4 separate regions of the Mus musculus genome follow, and all the other regions are linked to region 2. A link is a loop called in an ENCODE intact Hi-C map of the cell type or tissue named here. Cell type or tissue: left cerebral cortex. All regions are shown on one strand. Region 1 holds the start of Dlgap3 (DLG associated protein 3). Region 2 holds the start of Zmym6 (zinc finger, MYM-type 6). Region 3 overlaps Dlgap3 (DLG associated protein 3). Region 4 has its middle 6.2 kb from the start of Smim12.

Region 1 (2,500 bases), 91 kb before region 2:
AACACCCTGAACGCTCACTGCATTACACTCACTCACCCACAGACCCACACGGTGACACCCTCATCACATGCACGCTCACACACCTGCAGAGGAAACTTCTTTCCGGATCTCCCCAACACCACGACTTCCCCCCACAGCCAGCAGGCTACTCCCTCCCAGACCCAAGCTTCCATTCCAGCCGGGCAAGGGCTGGGCGGGCGCTGGCTGGCCTCCCGCGGCCCCAGCCGGGACAGCGCGTCTGCGGAGCGCGTGGTCCCCAACCCGTCCCCGGGGTCAGTCACGCCGGCCTCCAGGCCCAGGGTGAGGCCGGGGGCGGCCGCAGAGGCCCAGCCCCTCCCCCCCATCTCGGGGCCGGAGTCCAGGCCGCTGGAGCCCCGGGCGTGGGCGGCGCCGGGGCTGCAGCGGGGCTGAGCCTGGGGGGCGCTGCAGAGGGCGCGGCAAGCGCGGCCCGATCCCCACCCCTCCCGGTTGCTTACCTGGCCCGGTCGGGCTCCAGCCGGGGTTACATGGTGCCGGCGGCCCGGGCCGGGGGCGCTGCGGCTGCGGGAGCGAGTGCGGGCTCCCGGACCCGACACTGCGGAGCCCCCGGCGGAGGGGCCGCGCCAGCTGCGGAGCCCCGAGCGAGTGCTGAGCGGCCGCGGGCGCGGGAGCCGGAGGCGGCCAAGCCACGGAGGCTGGATTTCCCGGGGACCAGGACGGGGAGGCGGGGGGATCCCGCCCGCGCGCTCCGCCCCCGCCCCCGCCCCCGCGCAGGGCGGCCGAGCCAGGAGCCCGCGACAGGGAGGGGGCCCGCGCTCCCCGCCCCCGCAGCGGCCCCGCGAGGACCGAGGTCGCAGCCGGCGGGCAGCCGCCGCGGTCCCGGAGGAGCGCCCGCGTCTCTGAGCGACAGCGCCGGGGAGGCCCAGCTCGGGGGTGCGAATGTGGTCCCCCGGGTCGGTGTGTACCGAAGACCCAGGAACCAGCACATTCGGTGTCACGACCGCGCACAGCAGACCTGGGCACCGGGACCCAAGCCCAGAGCGCGGGCAGCTGGGGGAGACACACGGCTGCCTCACCGAGGCAGTCACACCCTGAATGTCACACACAGCCTCCCCCTCGCAGGCACGTCCTCTTAGGCTCCTGTCCTTAGTTTCCCGGGTCTGTAAACCCGACCCCAGCTCTTGGCCTGGGCTCTAGGAGTCCCCCTTCTCCGCACTAGTCCCTTCTGCCCCACCCCTGCCAGGGCGGGGCGCTGTGCCTGGCCTCCGAGTCTTTGACAGGCGTCCCTCACCCACAGTCCGCCAGCGGAGGCAATCCCCAGTGTGCAGGGATAACCCCGCTATACCTGCCGTCTTAGCTGGGGGCCCCACCCGTGCCCACTGTGCCCGCCCACCTCTGGGCCCCGAGCCAGGGGCTGTGCCATGGCGGGGGTGGGGTAGAGGGGGGAAAGGGGACTGTCCGAAGCACAGCGCGAAGCTGCAGAGCCAGGACACAAGCTGCAGAAGCGCTGAGAGCTGACTGCAGCAGTCCCTGGCTGGAATCCGTCTTGGCGCCCAGAGCAATGCTGTAATGGGGGGGAGGGGGCCGCGTGGGGAAGCCGCAGGAGGAGGGGCTGAGGAGATGGGGGAGGGGCCGGTTCTGAATTCTGACTTTCCCGGCGGGTGTTGAGGGCACGCGGGCGCTCCAAGTTGTGGTAGAAGGCGAGCTACATCCTCTACCTTGTCTGGTATTGAAAACTTAAGGTGGTGAGGTGTGGGCTTTGGAGCCTTGAGACAGTCCACCACCCTAGGGACAGACCTTGGGAGATGTTCTGAGTCAGGGTCCCCAACAATGACTCCTATTTCTCTGTATTTCTTTGGTGTCACTGTCTCTCCTCCTTGAGTAACCGGGCAAACTGAGGCACGGTAAGTAGAATTCGTGGGTCCTAAGGAGCTAGAACCTGGAGCCAAGCCCACACCCATTCCCTAGAGGGACCTTTTAAGGTGCCACATTACATAAATGACAAAAAGGGACCTAGAGGACCCTTCCCCCGCGGGAAACCAAGCAGTCTAGTGAGATGAACAGACTAGCCAACTATCTTACCGCCCACGAGACCACTTCAATCGTCCCTTCAATCATGTAGTGAGGCTGCAGACAATTCCCAGACCAGCATTTATTCAGCCAAGAGCAGATGTCAGAGAAAGTAAGATAGAAAGTTGGTTCAGGAACACTTTGTAGAACTGAGAGAAATGTCTCATTTCCCATGGAGCATAAGAACAGTCATCATGTAGAATGCTAAAAGGTACCGCCATGCTCTGTCAGTTCTAAGACGTATTCTGTAAACCGGAAGGCATTTTACAATGAACACGGACATTTAGTATACAGCTTTTTCTTCTTTGCCATTACCAAAGAGCTATGTTTTCACATTGAGAACCTAAGGGCTGGTGAGGTGGCTCAGCAGGTAAGGATGCCTGGTGACAAACCTGATGACTGCGTTACATCCCCCAAGCCCACACAGTAGAAGGAGACAATAACTAATTCT
Region 2 (2,500 bases):
TAATTCTGTCCAGAAGCCCTTGTTGTGCCATTGCTTTGTCACATCCACCATCCAAAGGTTCTTTCATTCTAAGTGCTTATGCCGAGTTCTTATCCCATCTAAAACTAAGATGACGCCTAAAACATAATATAAAGGATTGGTACTTGGGTTTTGTTTTCCTTCATACTAACATGTTAATAGCTTCAGGATCGAGCATTTGAGCAACACCCTTCTGGGACTAGGACTAACTGTTCTTTTTGCTCCTGGATTAGCTACCTTCCAATGAGAAAAGTCTTAGACAAGCACTATGGTCTTCACTATATTGGAGGTTGTTGCGATACAGACTGGCTGAACACGCCACAGGAGGACCCTAGCAAGTGGACAGCTGGACTCAGTACTTAATTTCTGATTGTGTGGACACTGACATGTGACTCATGTCTGCTCCAAGTGAGGCCTCACCTTTGCCTCTACCTCAGCCTGCACTAACAATAAGAACCGATTTCTCATCCTAAAGCCACTTCAGAGCCTCAGACGTCATCACAACTAGAACGCTAGGTTCCCATTTAGAGGTGGGCCAACTGGTCATTCTGGAGGCAACTCCCCCTAACGTCTTCCTATAAACCAGTGATTCTCAACATTCATAAACTCGGTTAATGTGGCGACCCCCAACTATAAAATTATTTCGTGGCTCCGTCATAACTGTAATTTTGCTAATTGCGAATTGTAATGTAAATATTTGATATGCGACCCTGTGAGGGTTGAGAATGGCTGCTAGAAACCCCTGTCTGGGCTCTCTTCAGATTCCCAAACGGTAGTACAAATGTAAGCCAAGCTATAAAGGAAACCCTCGCAAAAGGCCTGTCATCAATTCCAGCCAGCCATAGAAACAACAGGTTTTTTAAAACCCTGTTGCGAAGCCGGGTCGAGAACTTTCCACCACTTGCCACAGTTGTAACACTCTACAGGCGCGTATCCCTCCTCTGAATGTCGCAAGCTCTCCGGCGTTCCCGTTCGCAACCAGAATTCCCCAGCCTGTCCCCCAAAGGCCAGAGGAGGAACTCAGTCTCCAACGGAGCGCGCGAGCCGCCAACTGCAGCGAGCCTGAGGATGCTACGGCACCACCGCGGCGCAGCCCGCCGCCGGTCACGTGATGAGCTGCCACTCCGCCCCCGCCAGAAGGGGACGGTCCTGTCACGTGAGGTTACCCAGAACTTCCTGCGGCGCCTAGTCACGTGGAGGGCCACGCCCCGTTTGGGCACGTGGTACGTTGCCCCCTCACAAGCCCACAGGCCTGAGCGGCTTTCTCTAGCCCGGTAGGACACCCGCCTCCAATGAGACGCCAGTCGGAGAATGCACAAAAGCATTCAAGGTCTCAGGTGGGGACCATGACAAATTACTTTACTGGAATCGCCTGAGGAATGGCAACGCAACGCCTTGACAACTGCGCGTGCGCACTCCTATTTATGCGCTAGACCTGAGGTAATTGGACGTTCCCGGCCTTCATTCCCGCCCTCTATTCCCATCATGCCCTAGACCTAGCCGTCCCAGCATTCTCACTTCCGATATGATTGACTTCTTAAAGAGACAGGGCTGTGGAAAAAAAAAACTGGAGGGCTGTAGAGTTGGCCCAGTGGTTAAGAGCACTGACTGCTCTTCCAGAGGTCCTGAGTTCAATTCCCAGCAACCACATGGTGGCTCACAACCATCTGTAATGGAATCCAATACCCTCATCTGGTGTGTCTAAAGACAGCTACAGTGTACTCATATACATAAAATAAATAAAATCTTTAAAAAAAGAAAAGAAAAAGCTGGAAGGAGAAATGGAGGAATGTCAAAGCTCAGAAGTGTTAGATGGAGCTGTATATGCCCTTCTCCATTTTTTAATGTGCATCACAGTTGAGGAACATAGGAGAAAGATGACTAGCGCTCAACCATCTTTCTCTTTTTTGGCCTATAGTCAGGACAAAGTCTCATAGCTCAATAAACCAAGAAAATCCCTCACAGACAAACTCAGATACCTGTCCCCAAGTTGATTCTAAATCCCATCAATTTAATAAGATTAATCATCACATGTGAACCTGAACCCCACTGGAGCTGGACTCCAGCACTTAAGGGGCAAAGATCTAAAATGAGAGAAGGCTGAGCACGAAAGATACTAAAGGGCATGGGAACAGGAGGATTCTGATTTGAGGAGAAGGGTCAACCAAAACAAAATTGTGTGAAAACACCAGAGGAAATCTACCCATACATGGTATTATAAATTATAATCAAATATTAGAGACAGTACACATAGTTTCTATTTAAAATGTATGTTTTTGTTTTCTATTATTTGATAATTTTATGCATGCATATGTGCTTTGATCAAATCCCTTCCCCTGTCCCCTGCCATTCACTCTGCCTTTTCAAACCCACTTGGTCCACTTAGTGATGTCTGCATGTGCATGGGCTTATCTTCTGCAGCATGGGTGTCATCTCATGTCCCATATCCCTGAAGAAAATGGACTAAATATCAAAGCGTTAT
Region 3 (2,500 bases), 97 kb before region 2:
AACACTGGATCATGAATAGCAGGACTCTCTAAGGGGCCAGGGAGAAGGGGGTGGACACCAAGCCTTCCATGAGGGGGTGGAGGGGTGACTGCTTCAGGCAGTAGCAGCAGCTCCAGAGCCTTATCAAAGCTGTTATGTAACCAAGGGAGCCGAGTGGAGCACAAACACCTCCCCTCCCCAAACAGGCACCCACACCCACACCCACCACCTCCCAGCACCCACAAGCATACGAAAATCAGCTCCTCTCAAGCAGCTCAAGAAGAGGGAATCATCTTGTGTTACATCAAAAACATGATGGGTGAAGGGCCCCTCATTAACCCGGAGTCCTATGAGGGGAGGGAAGGAGACTGGTTCAGTTTGAGACCTCTGGAAATCTCTCTCACATCTTGAATTTCCTGCCACACCCAATGGCTGCCCAGAGTCCTCTGGAAACCGTTCCCTGCCCCTCCCACTCAGAAGGATCCCATTTGAATATTTGATTGTGCTCTTGGGGATGGGAGGTGAGCTGCCATCAACCCCTCCTGCCTGTTGTTTCCCCCACACACTGTCTCATCTGCATGTCCTGACATTTGGCTCTCATCCCCCTGGGATGACAAGGAACGGGACCTGGAGAAATATAACTCCTTGCTCTATTCCCTCCGTGGTTACAAAAGCAAAGCAGAAGAACCCAGATATTTCACATGACCCTGACCGCAGGTCAGTAGGGGAAAAGCTATCCAGAGAAACTGAGCGTCGGAATCCAGAACTCCTCCTTCCATTTGGATTTTTTTTACTCCCCCAGATCTTCCTTTTCCCTGCTGCCCTGTCTCCAGTAGCCTCCTCCTTCTCTTCTCCATGGCACTGAACAACCCCACCCACTCCTTGAATCCTTTGCTGAGAAATCTTCCTCCCCAACAAAAGTCTCTCCCAAATGATGCATTGAGCCAGGGCTGGGGATGGGCAGAGCACAGCAGACTTTCAGAATATTTTAGGGTTCCTCTTCTCAAATCTAAAGTTATGGTTTAGCAGGTTGGCACCAAGTGGCCAATCAATTTTCTTGAGCACCATCCACTATAGTCTACCCTGTCAGACTCAAACTCGGAATGTCTTGAGTCTGAACTTCTGGGACCCAAAGGGAAACTTATGTTCTCACCCAGGGTCCATAAGTTTGTTGTACTAGTATGATCTCAGAAGAATAAAGCTCACGGCCACGATTGCATTGCCCCTTCCTAGCCCCACACTAACAGGTTTTGGCAAGAGGAAGGCGAACTCAAACAGGGAAAAGAAAGTCCTTTTACCAAATGCCACTAACAACTGTGAGGCCTGAATTCATAAGAATGACCTCAGAATTTATAATTCTATCCAGGGACTCTGCCCTTGGAAAGTGGGTCACTTGGGAGAATTTTTCTAGTGAACCCTCAGTACTACTGCCCAGGCACCTTTCCGTCAACGGCTCAAAACCCTTTCAGTACCCGGGACAGCTCCAAAGGAGCGCTTCTCTGCTGAGGCTCATTCAGCACTGGGGACAGTTCCCACAGCCACCCTGCAGGGGGGGCGGGGGGGTTCCAAAGCGCAGACAGCAAGAAAGAAGCTTTACCCAAGGAAACCGCTCTGACCATAAAACTCCCACCTTTGCTCCAGTCCCCTGTCACACCTCACATCCCTCCCTTCCCTGAAGGTCTCAAAAGAGAGAAGAAATCCAGACCGGGAGAAGCTAGAGAGAGGACCCCACCCACCTCCTTTCAGTCTTGAGCCTCTCAATACCACTCACAGCTGGTTCAAAAAAGCATTCTCCTTCTTAACCACCACCCCAAAATAAAATAAATACTCACGTGGGGGCTCTCAGCCCTGTAGGCAGATGTGCTGGGAGGAGGAAGGAAGAGGTAGCTCCCCACACCCTGTCCTGAACCCCCTTTCTGAAGGAGCCAGCTCCCATCTGGACTGGGGGGAGGAGAGGCATGTGGAACTACTGAGTGAGGGGAAAAGAGAGGGGAAGAAACAGGAGCGGGGGACTGCAGGGCGGGGGTGTTGGGATGGGGGCGAGGGAATCCTTTTTAATTTCATTCTCTCCCCATGTCTACATCAGCCCTGCAGGCTCAGCTTTTTAATATTTACACACAGGAAGAGGAGAGGATGAGAAAGAACAGAGAGCAGGGGGAGGGGGGCAGGGGCTACCTGAGCTCAAAGGGCACGGAGGCAGAAGACTTGGAAAGCTGAGAGCTTGGATTCCCTGTATCACCACCCCCAGCCCACTCCCATACTGAGCTCTGGACTGGAAGGAAGAAGAACCCTGGGCCCATTCTGTCCCTTTGTTAACAAGATACTTTGAAGCTGCATCAGAAAAAGATCAGATCCCCACCCACATACCTGGACACCCCCACAAACCCAGATTTCTTGGGTGCCTTATGTGCAGATGGGAGAGGCAGTATTCATACACAAGTGTGCTCGGATGCCTGGAGTGTGTTTGCCTGTGGGCTGCGGTATATGTGCACATGAACATGTCAGCTAGCATGCACAAGTT
Region 4 (2,500 bases), 170 kb before region 2:
GTCAAAGGGTATCCCCCTTTTATCGAATCAGGGAGGGAACGTTTTCCTTTGTGGTGATGACTGGAACATTTTGGAACACGTGCTCCCTAAAGGGGCATTTTGAGAGGTTGAAAATTGGCAAGGTTGATTTTATATTTTAATAACATTCTTATTTCTTGCATGTGTATATACACACACTTGCCACATCCTACGTGTGCAAATCGGAGGACAACTTGTGCAAGTTGGTTCCCACCCTCTATCATGTGGGATTCAAGGATCAAGGGCAGGTTATCAGGCTTAGTGGCAAGTGTCTTTTCCCACTGAATCATCTTGCTGGCCCTTACGTTTAATTCTTGGTTGTTTTTGTTGTTCTGAAACAGCATCTCTTATATCCCAGGCCTTGACCTTGCTGTGCCAACAGTGGCCATGAACTGTTTAATATATGTTACTATTTGCATATATATTTGTGTATGTGGTGTGAACTGTGTAATGTATGTGTTACTGTTTGTATGTGGTGTGCATGCCGCATGTACCTGCCACAGAGCAACCCAGATGACGGCTAGAGGACATCTTGGTGGAGTTTGTTCTCTCCATCAACCTTTTTGGGGTATTCCTGGGATTGACTTCAGGCCACCAAATTGTACAAGCCACCAGATCACCCACTGAGCAATCTCACTAGCCTGACCCTGAAATTCTGATCTGCCTCTACCTCCCAAGCGCTTAGGTCACAGGCAAGCCCACGGCACACACACCTGGCTTATATGGTGCTGAAGACAGAACCCAGAGCTTCATGATGGGTAGTTAACTCTCTCTACCTACTGAACTAAATGTCTAGCCTTAGCTTTTCTTTAATGAGTTATCAATATTTAGAAAACAGATTCTATAAACAGAAATAATAAGAAAAACTTCATTCTGTTTCTAGCATCTCTAAGGGAGAAGATATAGAAAACCTGGTACCTCTGAGTGAGCTAAACAAATGGGAAAGTGAGTCTTTACTGGCCCCTTTTGCCAGATCTGTAGTTTCTACTTTCCAGCCTGGCTAGCCCACTCGCTCACTTGGCACCTGACTGCCCCCTGCAGGCATCAACGTTGACTCAAGTTTAGTCCAGTGGAGCAGTCACAGGCCTGGTAGTACTTAGAACGGCCACAGAGTGGCACCACCGGGCTATTAATGAAGCACACCACTAGCCTAGCTGAGGCTTGCCAAAGCTCAGCTTAGATGATGCTTTCAGAATCAGCAATCTTTTCATCTTTACTTAGGTGGCACAAAGTTGCTCCTATCACTCCCCACCCCCACCCCCACCCCCAAGATCTGTTAAAGCAACGATGACTCAGCTCAGCAACTCCCTTAGGCACAGAGAGGATGCTACTAACTGGATTTCCTCTTTCAGGTCACCACCTGCCCTCTTCCCAGGACACCCACCCCATTGCTGGCTTCTCCACCTGAAGTCATCCATCAGACCTCTGGGGAGACAGCTCCTGAGATAAGCAGGAGAGGCACCTTCCTCATTGAGGGCAGATTCATGCTTTCTCTGCTCACTGGGTCAGCCACCTGCTTCTTCTTGCCTTCTGCTGTCACTCCCCATACAGCCTCCCCAGCAATAGGCCGAGTTAGGCTAACACACACTACAGTCCTTTTGGAAAGATTTGGTATTATGCATGGAGACATACTTCATCTAAGGTAATTTGCTGTTCTTCCCACTGACTCTGGAATGCAGAGGAAACCACACATAAGACAGTCACTGCAGTATTTAAACTCATAGGGACACTCGAGAATCAGCCTTTGCTAGAGCTTCACTTGATGGGTAGGTACCTAATTGTGCAGCCATTAAAGAAAGCGATGAAAGGGACTGGAGAGATGGCTCAGCGGTTAAGGCTCCTCTCCTCCAGAGAACATGAGTTCAGCTCTCAGCACCCAGAATGGAGCGGCTCACAATCACCTGTGACTCTAACCCCAGGGGAACTGACACCTTTTCTGGCTTCAGTGGGGGGCACCAGCACATGCTAACACACACACAAGCAAATATTAATACAAACAAACAAAAACAATGAAGAGGGCTTGAAAAATGTTACAGCAGGTAAAGGTACCTGCTTGCCAACCTTGAAGACCTGACTTTGGTCCCTGGGATCCACATAGTAGCAAAGAACCAATTCTCAAATGTTGTCTTCTGTGTTCCACATGTGCACTAAGGTGCAGACAGATGCGCGCACGCGCACACACACACACACACAAAATAGATAGATAGATAGATAGATAGATAGATAGATAGATAGATAGATAGATAGATAGATTTGTTTGAAGTGCTAGAGGGGTTAGAGAGATGGCTCCGGGGTTAAGAGCACTGACTACTCTTCCAGAGGACCCAGGTTCAATTCCCAGCAACCACATGGCAGCTCACACCTGTAACTCCAGCTCCAGGACACAGCATCCTCACACAGACATACAGGCAAAACACCAATGGATGTAAAACATAAAAGGTATTAGAAACACAGTCTGGAGCCGGGCGTGGTGGCGCACGCC

The links. Peaks named below come from ENCODE experiments on the same cell type or tissue, not always from the same donor. Only the 100,000 strongest peaks of a DNase experiment are listed, where the experiment ranks them.
Region 1: it touches region 2 in a loop (4-fold over the local background); 5 of 42 quality-filtered maps call a loop at or near these places.
Region 3: it touches region 2 in a loop (2.5-fold over the local background); 5 of 42 quality-filtered maps call a loop at or near these places.
Region 4: a loop joins it to region 2, with 4 times the contacts of the local background. A loop is called at or near these places in 19 of 42 quality-filtered maps.

What each region holds. Positions count from the first base shown.
Region 1 is chr4:127,167,342-127,169,841 of GRCm38, reverse strand. Dlgap3 (DLG associated protein 3) reads right to left here and starts at 638. Exons shown (of 12, transcript NM_198618.5): 1 at 477-638. In left cerebral cortex, CTCF peaks have their summits at 407 and 1,235; DNase peaks (open chromatin) are centred at 673, 1,271, 1,474, 2,076 and 1 more place; H3K4me3 peaks cover 2,123 bases; H3K27ac peaks cover 2,130 bases.
Region 2 is chr4:127,076,024-127,078,523 of GRCm38, reverse strand. Zmym6 (zinc finger, MYM-type 6) reads right to left here and starts at 1,141. Exons shown (of 14, transcript NM_001285885.1): 1 at 1-1,141. The coding sequence starts at 67. In left cerebral cortex, no CTCF peak of the experiment used is centred here; DNase peaks (open chromatin) are centred at 1,166 and 1,442; H3K4me3 peaks cover 1,650 bases; H3K27ac peaks cover 891 bases.
Region 3 is chr4:127,172,676-127,175,175 of GRCm38, reverse strand. The region is part of intron 1 of Dlgap3 (DLG associated protein 3); the gene reads right to left. Among named protein-coding and RNA genes, the nearest start is that of Dlgap3, 4.7 kb to the right of the region's middle. In left cerebral cortex, a CTCF peak has its summit at 1,521; DNase peaks (open chromatin) are centred at 1,544, 1,775, 1,909, 2,359 and 2 more places; H3K4me3 peaks cover 2,500 bases; H3K27ac peaks cover 2,500 bases.
Region 4 is chr4:127,248,754-127,251,253 of GRCm38, reverse strand. No RefSeq gene overlaps it. Among named protein-coding and RNA genes, the nearest start is that of Smim12, 6.2 kb to the right of the region's middle. In left cerebral cortex, a CTCF peak has its summit at 1,077 (motif pointing left); a DNase peak (open chromatin) is centred at 1,103.